2 separate regions of the Homo sapiens genome follow, and region 1 is linked to region 2. A link is a loop called in an ENCODE intact Hi-C map of the cell type or tissue named here. Cell type or tissue: PC-9. All regions are shown on one strand. Region 1 overlaps LRPPRC (leucine rich pentatricopeptide repeat containing). Region 2 overlaps LRPPRC (leucine rich pentatricopeptide repeat containing).

What was found. Peaks named below come from ENCODE experiments on the same cell type or tissue, not always from the same donor. Only the 100,000 strongest peaks of a DNase experiment are listed, where the experiment ranks them.
Region 1: it touches region 2 in a loop (2.7-fold over the local background); 6 of 110 quality-filtered maps call a loop at or near these places.

The regions. Positions count from the first base shown.
Region 1 is chr2:43,970,338-43,975,337 of GRCh38, forward strand. LRPPRC (leucine rich pentatricopeptide repeat containing) reads right to left here. Exons shown (of 38, transcript NM_133259.4): 7 at 4,754-4,880; 8 at 4,277-4,421; 9 at 3,813-3,958; 10 at 3,458-3,563; 11 at 3,270-3,377. Among named protein-coding and RNA genes, the nearest start is that of LRPPRC, 23 kb to the right of the region's middle. In PC-9, no CTCF peak of the experiment used is centred here; no DNase peak of the experiment used is centred here; H3K27ac peaks cover 333 bases.
Region 2 is chr2:43,900,325-43,905,324 of GRCh38, forward strand. It overlaps LRPPRC (leucine rich pentatricopeptide repeat containing), which reads right to left. Exons shown (of 38, transcript NM_133259.4): 32 at 996-1,200. It also overlaps the pseudogene RN7SL455P. Among named protein-coding and RNA genes, the nearest start is that of ABCG8, 64 kb to the left of the region's middle. In PC-9, no CTCF peak of the experiment used is centred here; no DNase peak of the experiment used is centred here.

The DNA of each region.
Region 1 (5,000 bases), 70 kb after region 2:
TCACTCGCTCAGGCAGCCTGAGAGAGCAGACAAAGAAAGATATTCTGTTCAGTAACTATAGTCAGATGGGGGGATAGAAGCACTTACCAATAAGAAGGAAAGACTGATCTATCTGAACAAATTCTAATAAAAAATACAATTCACATTTCTTTTCACAAGAAAAAGATTAAAATAATCTTACATTAACTTAGATATAAATAGATTCCAAACCTCTGTGAACACAGAAAGTCTAAACTAAGACTAAATAATCTAATAAAAATATTTCAATATAGCCATGAGAAAGTTGATCAATCTAGAGGAAAGTCTCCATTTAAAAAGTTTAATGAGAATTATAACAGCTCACCAACTATCAGGAATGATATATGATTTGCCTGAACAACTTTCACCAACTATGACTGTTTCATTCCACAGGATTTTACACTCTAGCCACGGCACTCACTTTATTAGGAGGCAACTGCTTCCTCTTTGAAAAGTAAGTTCCGCCAAGAGTGGTGGCTCACGCCTATAATCCCAGCATTTTGGGAGGCTGTGGCGGGTGATCACGTGAGGTCAGGAGTTTGAGACCAGCCTGGCCAACATGGTGAAACCCCGTCTCTACTAAAAATACCAAAAATTAGCTGGGTGCAGTGACGCATGCCTGTAATCCCAGCTACTCAGGAAGCTGAGGCAAGAGAATTGCTTGAACCTGGGAGGCAGAGGTTGCAGGGAGCCGAGATAGTGCCATTGCACTCCAGCCTAGACAACAAGAGCGAAACTGTGTCAAAAAAAAAAAAAAAGCAAGTTCCTTCTATTCAACCACTTCACTCAACTGGCATTTGGGCTTTCTGATCAGCCCTTCTTTATGTATTTTATCCCTTTCACATTCTCATTTCTATGTTTTCTAAATATGCCCAGGGATATAGATCCATATTCATTACAGGTTATTTCCTGAAAGTCAGGCCAACTGGCTAGAGATGCATTATTCTAAGTGATAACTTTTCACTTGTGCCACAGAGATAAATACTAGTAAGATGAGCCATGAGGAAGTAATTATAAATATCTTTCTTGGAGGTTGGTGATGGCTAAATTTGCAGCCAGAAAAATTCAACAGAAACTTGATTATTATACAGGGCACATGCCCTCAGGACCTCCTGAGGCTGTGTCACAGTAAAAAAAAAAAAAAAAAAAGAAAAAAATATATATATATGTTTTTTAAAAGAAAAAAAAAAGACACTTGATTATCCTATTGTTGAAAACTCTTGGTTCCACTTTGTCTGATCCCCAAATATCTTTGATTTTCTGAAGAGATGTATTTATTCCTCATGAAACACAGCACATCCTCCATCACTGCAGTCACTTTCTTCTGTGATTTCTACCATTTTATACGTGACTTTCACTGGACAAAGAACAAGTTCATTGCACTAATAAGAATGTTACTTTCTTACCTTACACTAAAGAAACTATAAAGAATACATACAGCCATTTCTCTGTTATATAAAAGAAGACTGTAGAATATATACTTTACTATCTTTCAGGACCTACTGCAAAGAAGAATATATTGTTTTTAAAAATTGTAAAACTGACAATCTTTTGCACTCTCAGAACACACAATATAAAAGCATAAACTTTTATATTTTTTCAGACAAAACCTTCATCGATTAAAAAATTCACTCTCTTTTAGCAATGTTATTCGTGTAAAAACTGGCAACTAATTTTTAAACAGCAGCTAAGAATTTTTAGAAAATAAACACAGTATAGTACTTACAAAAGCTGAATATGGAAGGGTTATAGTATAAAAAAGGATATTTTAAAAGGAGGACAGAAACCCTCTATTCTAATCCCAGCCTAATCACACCTAGACGTGGAAGCTAAGGTCAGTCACTGAATGTCTGTGTGGCCCTCAGTTCCTTCATTCACGTAATGTGAGCTTTCAGTACAGCACTTTTAAAATCTAAATTCTGAGATTCTAAGACAAGATGGATTTGAGATAAAGCCCATTTTCTACTATTTCAACTGCTACAACCATAGAAAGAAATTACCTAACTCTTTTATGTTTACTAAGTAGTAAAAATGTAGTAATCAATTCAACTGTGACATGGTTGTGGAAAGCAGATTAACCTGATGAACAAACATTTCAACTGGTACCAAAAAAATTTTCATACTTGTGTAAAGGTGGACAATACTAACATGCCTGAAGAGTTTGATGGAATGATGTAAACTTTCTGTGGTTCCAAAACACTGGGTTATAGGTTACCTTTTGGAGCTTTCAGACTGGAGGATATACAAAGAGTTAATCAAACTAGCATATTGTTTTCACAAAGATTTTTCTAAAAAGGATTTAGAGACTTTTATAGCCAGAAACAATTAGGGAATACTTGTTTCACTATTTCCTTTAAACCAGAAGACGGCTGTACATTTAAAATAAAATTGCAATATGAAAGTCTGCTAAAAGCACTTTTTTTGTTGTTTGTGCATTCTGTTTGTCACCCAATGTCACACTAACAATTCTGCATCTCATTCCAAAGCACATTATACTTCGAGATAAAATGAAAAAGACCATTTTTTGTTTCCCCAAGGGGAAAGTACTTCTGTTAAAAGCATCTTTTTATGAGACTACTCTTTCTGAATTACCAATAATGCAAACCGAAGAATTAGATACTGTACTCTAAAATTTAATATTTGTTCAATTCTTATTCATATCCTATAGACATCCCATGTGTACAAGGGAAAAGTATGATAAATGCTTAAACGTACTTAAGAACCTGAAAGATTGAACATTTTTGTCCTTCAATCAGCAGGCTGTCAGGTCATGAGTACTCATTTCACAATAAAAGTTTTCCTGCCTTTCCTATTATTCTAACTAAGCTCAGTTAAAAAGAAATAGATTGGCCCACAAAGAAAATGACCATACTTTTTGTTTTCATGAACCTAATTGTATATACAACTTTATCTTTATTAAAGGTAGACAATCTGATTTCAAACACTATATATAAAATCAAGAACTAAAGAGTTTTTTTAAGAACTTAAAAAAACTACGTTCATTAAGTTTGAATATCAAGATCAGAGATGAAATAAGAAATGAAATTAATGAAATTCAGATGAAAGAAATCCATCATGTTTTGTTTTTTAAAATGCTTACACATAATACTTCATGATGACTTAAAACAATTCCATTATCTCATAATACTCAGGAATAAGTATGCTTTTCCAAAGAATCCAATTAGATGTGCGTGCAAACTGTCATACTGGCTCTGGGAACCATTACAAATCGGTAAAAGGCAAAATCTAACCTTGAACATTTTTTTCCTTCCGACGTCCAACTAGCAATGGCCAGAAATAGTGAGGTCTGATAGGAAAACCTTCCTCCTTCACAGCCTTCATTAAGGCTTTTGCCAAATCTGAAAGAGATATCATAAAAGATCACAAAGCTACCTCAGCAAAACTTCCTTACTTGGCTTTAACTTTAAGAATGTAGTACCAGTTTTATTGGCGAGTAAAGCACAATGGAGGGTGAACTGCAGAGGAAAGGAGTGCATCTGGACTTCCTTTAACTTCTTACAGTAGTCTGTTAGCTTCTCCACAGGCTGTGGGAAAAAAGTCACCACATTAGCTGGATTGGCAAACACCCCACCGTTTGACCTGCTGCAAATATTCTACCACTTCTGAGATGAGCATTTTAAACCCCGCATCCTCTTTCTACCCAAAAATCTTGCAACACAAGAACATTGTTATGATGTTTACAACTGGTCTAATCTTATAAATGTTCCTATACTTTAAAGAATCTTATTTCACTGCCAATTACATTGTCTACAAAGTAAAAGTGGACAGAATACCGTATTCATAGTCACACAGTGTTGTAAAAAGAAACTGCCAAAGACACTTGGGCCATCTTCCTTTGATACGGGGCATGCTAGTAAAATTTGCAACGCTACATCTTCCAATTTTTCAGTGACTAAAAGTAAAATGAGGTTCATTGCATCTGGGAAGAAAACAAAGACATCTTTTGTTAATAAACTGAACAATATTTTTACACTGCAACCAATGTTCCAATACTGAAGACAAAATAAGAATTGCAAACATCAAAAGCATATAACTGCCTAAATAACAATAAAACACCTGCAAATCAAATCATCCCCATGTGTTCATTAACTCATGTTTTTGGGCTTATTTAACTGACTTTAAGAGTTCTATGTTCAACTCCCACAATGCCCATTGTTAGAAAATGTCCTTTCCATCATGTAAGAATAGCAATTCAGATTTTTATAAAAATCATGTAAATAGATTTTTTTAAAACTACCTGGAATATATCTTCTTTCACATGTAACTTTTTCCAAAATTTCTGAGACATACTGAGGATACCCAGCTTTACTGAAGCTAAAAATAATTTGCAGTAAATCACGGTCCATAAGGTGAAGCTCGGACTTCTCCACCTTCTCCAGAGTCTATAGAGAGTTCCAGAAATTAGAAGACAAAGTTAGAGTGTTTTTATTTAAGTATTAAAGCTAAATAAAATATCCAGATTCAAAAAACTAGGGAAAAATACCACCTAAAGGTTTACGACTTCTTTTAAAAAACAGGAAATACTCTACTTCAACAGTAACTGTTACATACCAGCACCGAGATACTAAACTATAATAATTCTCCATAAATACTACTTTCTGCAAGGAAACATCTTTGAAAACAGGTATAAACTTCACTTTCCTGCCTCATGTAAAACATAACACAAATTTTTACAAATGATTTTAAAGTATGTTTATTTAGACATAAGTCATACCTGCTTAACATGGTCAATGTCGCCCTTCTCAGCATATGCATTCAATAATGCGAGGTATGTGTCTGGACCAGGCTCAATTCCGGCATCTCTCATCACTGTGAGAATGTTTTCTGCATTCTCCATATCACTACAAGTTAATTCAAAAAACAGATTATTATGCTTTTGCCAAATTTAATATAGTTATTCAAACTAAAACATATGCTTATTAAAATAAAAAATGCTAAGTACCATTTGGAATTATGATGTC
Region 2 (5,000 bases):
TGGCATACTAAATCCAATCAGTCAATATTGTGTTGAAATTATTATATTAAACATAATTCTCTAACTAAAAATGAATACTGTTACAATATATTTCTCTTACAAGTTTTAAGGAATTACTTAATAGTGAATATGTTCTCCGAATCATATAAAACTGTGTTTATGTGGTAAAACTTTAAAATTCACCCAGTTCTTAGATGAGTAATTTCTTCAATCTTCTAATGTAAAACAATCACATTTTCTTATTAAAGGGAAGTTCTATCTGGCGAAATAGTTTGAAAAGGTCAAAACAAAACACAACTGTTTCTCAAACAAACAAAAAAAAACCCCTACAAAAACAAACATTATATTTTAATATCATGTCCCATTAAATGTATGCAAGATTACTAAAGAACATTTTTTCTAAAAGCATACTGAAAGTATCAAATTCCATAAAGTACTTTGCTAGGGAGCTTATTAAAAATCAAGTCCTTATTTATTTCTACAGGGGTAATTCTCAAAAGGAATCTAGAGACAGTGGTAAGAAAATCAGCTCTAAATACCTCCCTTTTTGTGGGGGTGGGAGAGTGTTCACGGGGTGGGTAAGGAATATGAATACGGAAATGCACATTTTTAATAAGCTTGCGGGGCCTTCTGCTTCACAATATTCTACTAGTGTCCCTATCAAATATTACTGACAAACAAATGAGATCATTTTTCACTTCTGAACAAAGTGTTTCGACAACAAGAGGCCTGGCATATATACACAGGAATGAGAAAGGTTATCAACTGTGGAGCAAGATTTATGAATTTGGTAAATGCTGTTTATTCTAAGATTTAAGGTAAAGAAAAAACATATTTTTCAACATATAATTATTCCCTAATCAGCAACTAGCATCAACATTTCCTCTGCAGTTGATAAGGTTTCCACATGTCTAAAAAAGTTTTTAAAAGGTGGTATCTGAGGCAATGCCCATTCTAGTGACCAATGAAGGAAAAGAAGGCTTGCAAATACTCACTTCTTTATTTGAGCCAAAGCAATGTTATTGATGAAAACCATTTTTGAAAGTCCAATGGAGTCTTCGAGTCCATTTAACATCTTCTGAACTACTTCTATGTTTTCAACATCACCCTTCATGGCCAATGCCTGGATGACACGGGTCACTGCTAACCTAGAAGGGGTCTGCTGCTGATCCAATACTGTTTTCAGTGTTGTCACAGCCTCTAAAATACAAGAGCAGGAGATGGCTTTTCTTATATGACCTGTGCTGACTTTAATGCATTTTGAAAACCAGCTTTTAAATATGAGCACCAAATGGCCATAAACAAAAAGCTATGAATAATTAATTTTAGATTACAGAAAATTATTAATACTTCATGAGATACCCCCAAAAATTATTTACTTGACTATATAAGATATTAGAGGCCCGAGGAATTTCTTCTTTAAGTCACAGAGAAAATACAAATGTTACCGACAATATGAGTTCCATTTAGGGATAACATTCAGTGACTAAAGTTGGTAAGTTCAAATGAATACAAATAAGAAAGATTTTCTAGAGTTTCCAAAAATGTGTGACTTCTATCCATGTTCATACTTGTCCAGATTTTAACTCGAAGATTAAATGATCATCAAAACTTAATATCCCAACAATTCTTTCTCAAAAACACTAAAAACATTGATCCTCTAGGATCAATGTTCCAAACTGAAACATTGAACTTTAACACCAACAAATTTATTTTATGATTAGATGCCTTGTGATTATTTTCCTGCACTAAATTAAAAAATAATGCCTACTGATTTCCACAAATACAGACAGTCCCTGACTTACGATGGGTTTATGGGGTAGTTAATGCATTTTCAACTTTATCCCGACTTAGCCCCATCGGTAAGTTGAGGAGCATCAGTATAATCAATGGAGTTTTGTTTGTATGTTTTTTTGAAGTATCACACTTTCAAGTACTTGATTATAAATAACTATGGAATAGCCTTCTAGCTAACTGACTCATAAAACTGTAGCAAAATCATGATATGAAATAAAGTGGTAGACTGAGGAGTAGCCTAACAATCACCCCTACCATTATCGAAGAAAACTTAATAGCTTTATAGCAACTAAAGCAATGTAACTTAGACAAAACTAAGACTCTCCAAACAGCTTTCCAACTAAGAACAGCTTAGTTTTACAGAAAAATGGGGAAAGTGTATTAATTGAAGTGTACTCAAAATACAGTGGAAAGACATGATGAATTTAGTGTTCATTAATGAATAAAGAATTTATGATTATTTGAAATCTACAATCTTAAACCACTCATTCTCAAATGAGAAAAAAGAAAAACAGGTTAAAAAGCATAGTCAATAAAAATTTAAAAATACACATGCACATATAGGAAACAAAAAATGTTTTTATACTATTTAAAAATATTTATAATAAGCTTGATAAAATTTTGCTAATGGGTGGTCATACACAGATAATTATAATAATAGTCTTATTAACCAAGAATATTGTCAGCTAGGGAGGCTCTTCCCACAGTACATCAAAACAATAATAACAAAAATAAGATTAATGATGGTGATGACAGTAACTCAAACTTATTGAGCATTTACTACATGCCAGGCACAGCAGTTTAAACAGCTACTGTCACAACTACCCTTCCGAGACAAGTACCAATTTTACAGATGAGACCCCTGGGCACAGAGATTAGTTTGCCCAAGGTAAAATCATATTTTTAGACAAGACTCGAAGATTCCAATGATCCCAGAGCTTCCGTCTATGAGTGCGCGTGTGCACAAGAGAGCAGAAGGGTGGGGAGAACAGACCATTTCACATCTGTCTAAAGATAGCACAGGACCTTGTGACCTAAATCCTATTCTCATATAAGGCTTGCCTTCTGTACAGTTAATGACTTCAGGGACACCAAAAATGTTACCCATCCACATCCCTCCCCCCAGGTCCTTTCCCACTGTCACCTAATTCCAACATTTACTCAATTACTCACTAGTGATACTAATTACACTGTACAAGTGCCACGTATCAGCTATTAATATTCACCAACAGTAAAATTTAATCGGCTTTATTTTTTCTTTCTGCTTTAGATGGGGTTGAGAAAAGGAAACCTAAAAGAAAGGCAGAACAACGGAAGGGAATTTTTAAAAATCAAGAGCTCTCATCAGCCATGGAGCAAAATAAGAAGATGGGAATAGTGCAAACACTACTCCTGTCCTCACTGATGATCATTTTACTCTAACAACAGGTTTGTGGTGATGTGCTCAGGGAGGGGGGTGGGGTGGGGGTGGGGGAGGTAGTGCAGGAACAGTGCGCTCGAGGCTCCTGCTCTCAGGCAACCTCCAATTGAGCTGAACAGCTCAGAAGAGTAGATGAGAAATTATACCATGTCCTTTCCTGTAGCTTACACAGGGCACCTAACATAAAAATAAAGGGTACCAATCCAGCTGAAGAAATCTGGGTCAGGTTCAGCTGAAAAATGAACCCCCTGAAATTAGAAAAGTGTTTTGTTCTTATCTCCATGTCTACAGAAACAAAAGCTATTTATGACAATGAGCTTATTTATATGGCGAGCAAGTTTAACTTTTCATTGTTTTAAAATTGTTTATCATTTTATTACATAAAATACTAATAGGACATAAAGTCTTTTTTGGGGGGGCCGGGAGAAGGGTTTTGTTCTTGCCCAGGCTGAGTGCAGTGGCACCATCATGGCTCATGGCAGCCTCAACCTCCTGGGCTTAAGCAATTCTCCCACCTCTGCCTCCTGAGTAGCTAGAACTACAGGTGCACATTACCATGCCTGGCTATTTAAAAATTTTTTGTAGAGACAAGGTCTCGCTACACTGCCCAGGCTGGTCTTGAACTCCTGGACTCAAGCAATCCTCCTGCCACAGCCTCCCAAAGTGCTGGGATTACAGGTGTGAGCCATTGCGCCTAGCCACAAAAGTCTGGGCACAAGAAGTGTTTTCTATTCACTTACATATTCAGTACTAATCAATTAGGAAGACAGCTAAAGACCAGTACATTTAGGTATTATAAGCAACATTAAAGCTGCACAATTAAACAACAACTTCCTCTCAAGGATGTGAACTTATGTTATAAACATGCAGGCCGGGCGTGGTGGCTCACGCCTGTAATCCCAGCACTTTGGGAGGCCGAGGTGGGAGAATTATTTGAGGCCAGGAGTTCGAGACCAGCCTGGCCAACATGGTGAAACCCTGTCTCTACTGAAAATACAAAAATTAGCTGGGCGTGGTGGCGGGCGCCTGTAATCCCAGCTACTCAGGAGGCTGAGGTGGGAGAATCGCTTGAACCCAGGAGGCGGAGGTTGCAGTGAGCCGCGATCCCACCACTGTACTCTAGCCTGGGCAACAGAATGAGACCCTATCTCAAAAAAAACAAAAACAAAAAAAAAAAACAAAACAAAAAAAAACCCAAAACAAAACCAGAACATGCAGTGAGGAATAATACCATTATTACAGAGATAGGAAGCAATAAGGTTACATTTCCAGAGCTTTTTCAACCTTTCTTGAAGATCTCCTAAGTGGGTTTTGTTGTACTGGCAAAACTGCAGTATCACTGTATTCACTCAAATTCAAATGTAAATCTTAAAGTGGAAAGCTACTTAGCTAAATTTAAGAGATTCGTCATAGTGCCCCTTGGGAGATCATTCATAAGACCTCCACATCCCAATTCATCCCCTTCAAAACTCATAAACAGCCTCTATCAAACCAGTGGCCCCCACCCCAATCCCAATCCTCCCCAAAGTCATGTCCACATCTTTCAGGTGTCATTCTCTTAACATTAATTTGAAAACTCCAAACTTCAAACAAACACTGTATTTTATTGCTGTTGGTATTATGAACTATTAAAAAAGTATTAGATTAAGTTTTAAAAATCAATATTATAATCATTTGGTGCACAATCCCACACATTTAACACTCAATTTAACTGATTTGGTATCTCACACACAACCAACACAATATGCAAGAAACAACTGCTGGGAATTGTTTCAGATGCTCT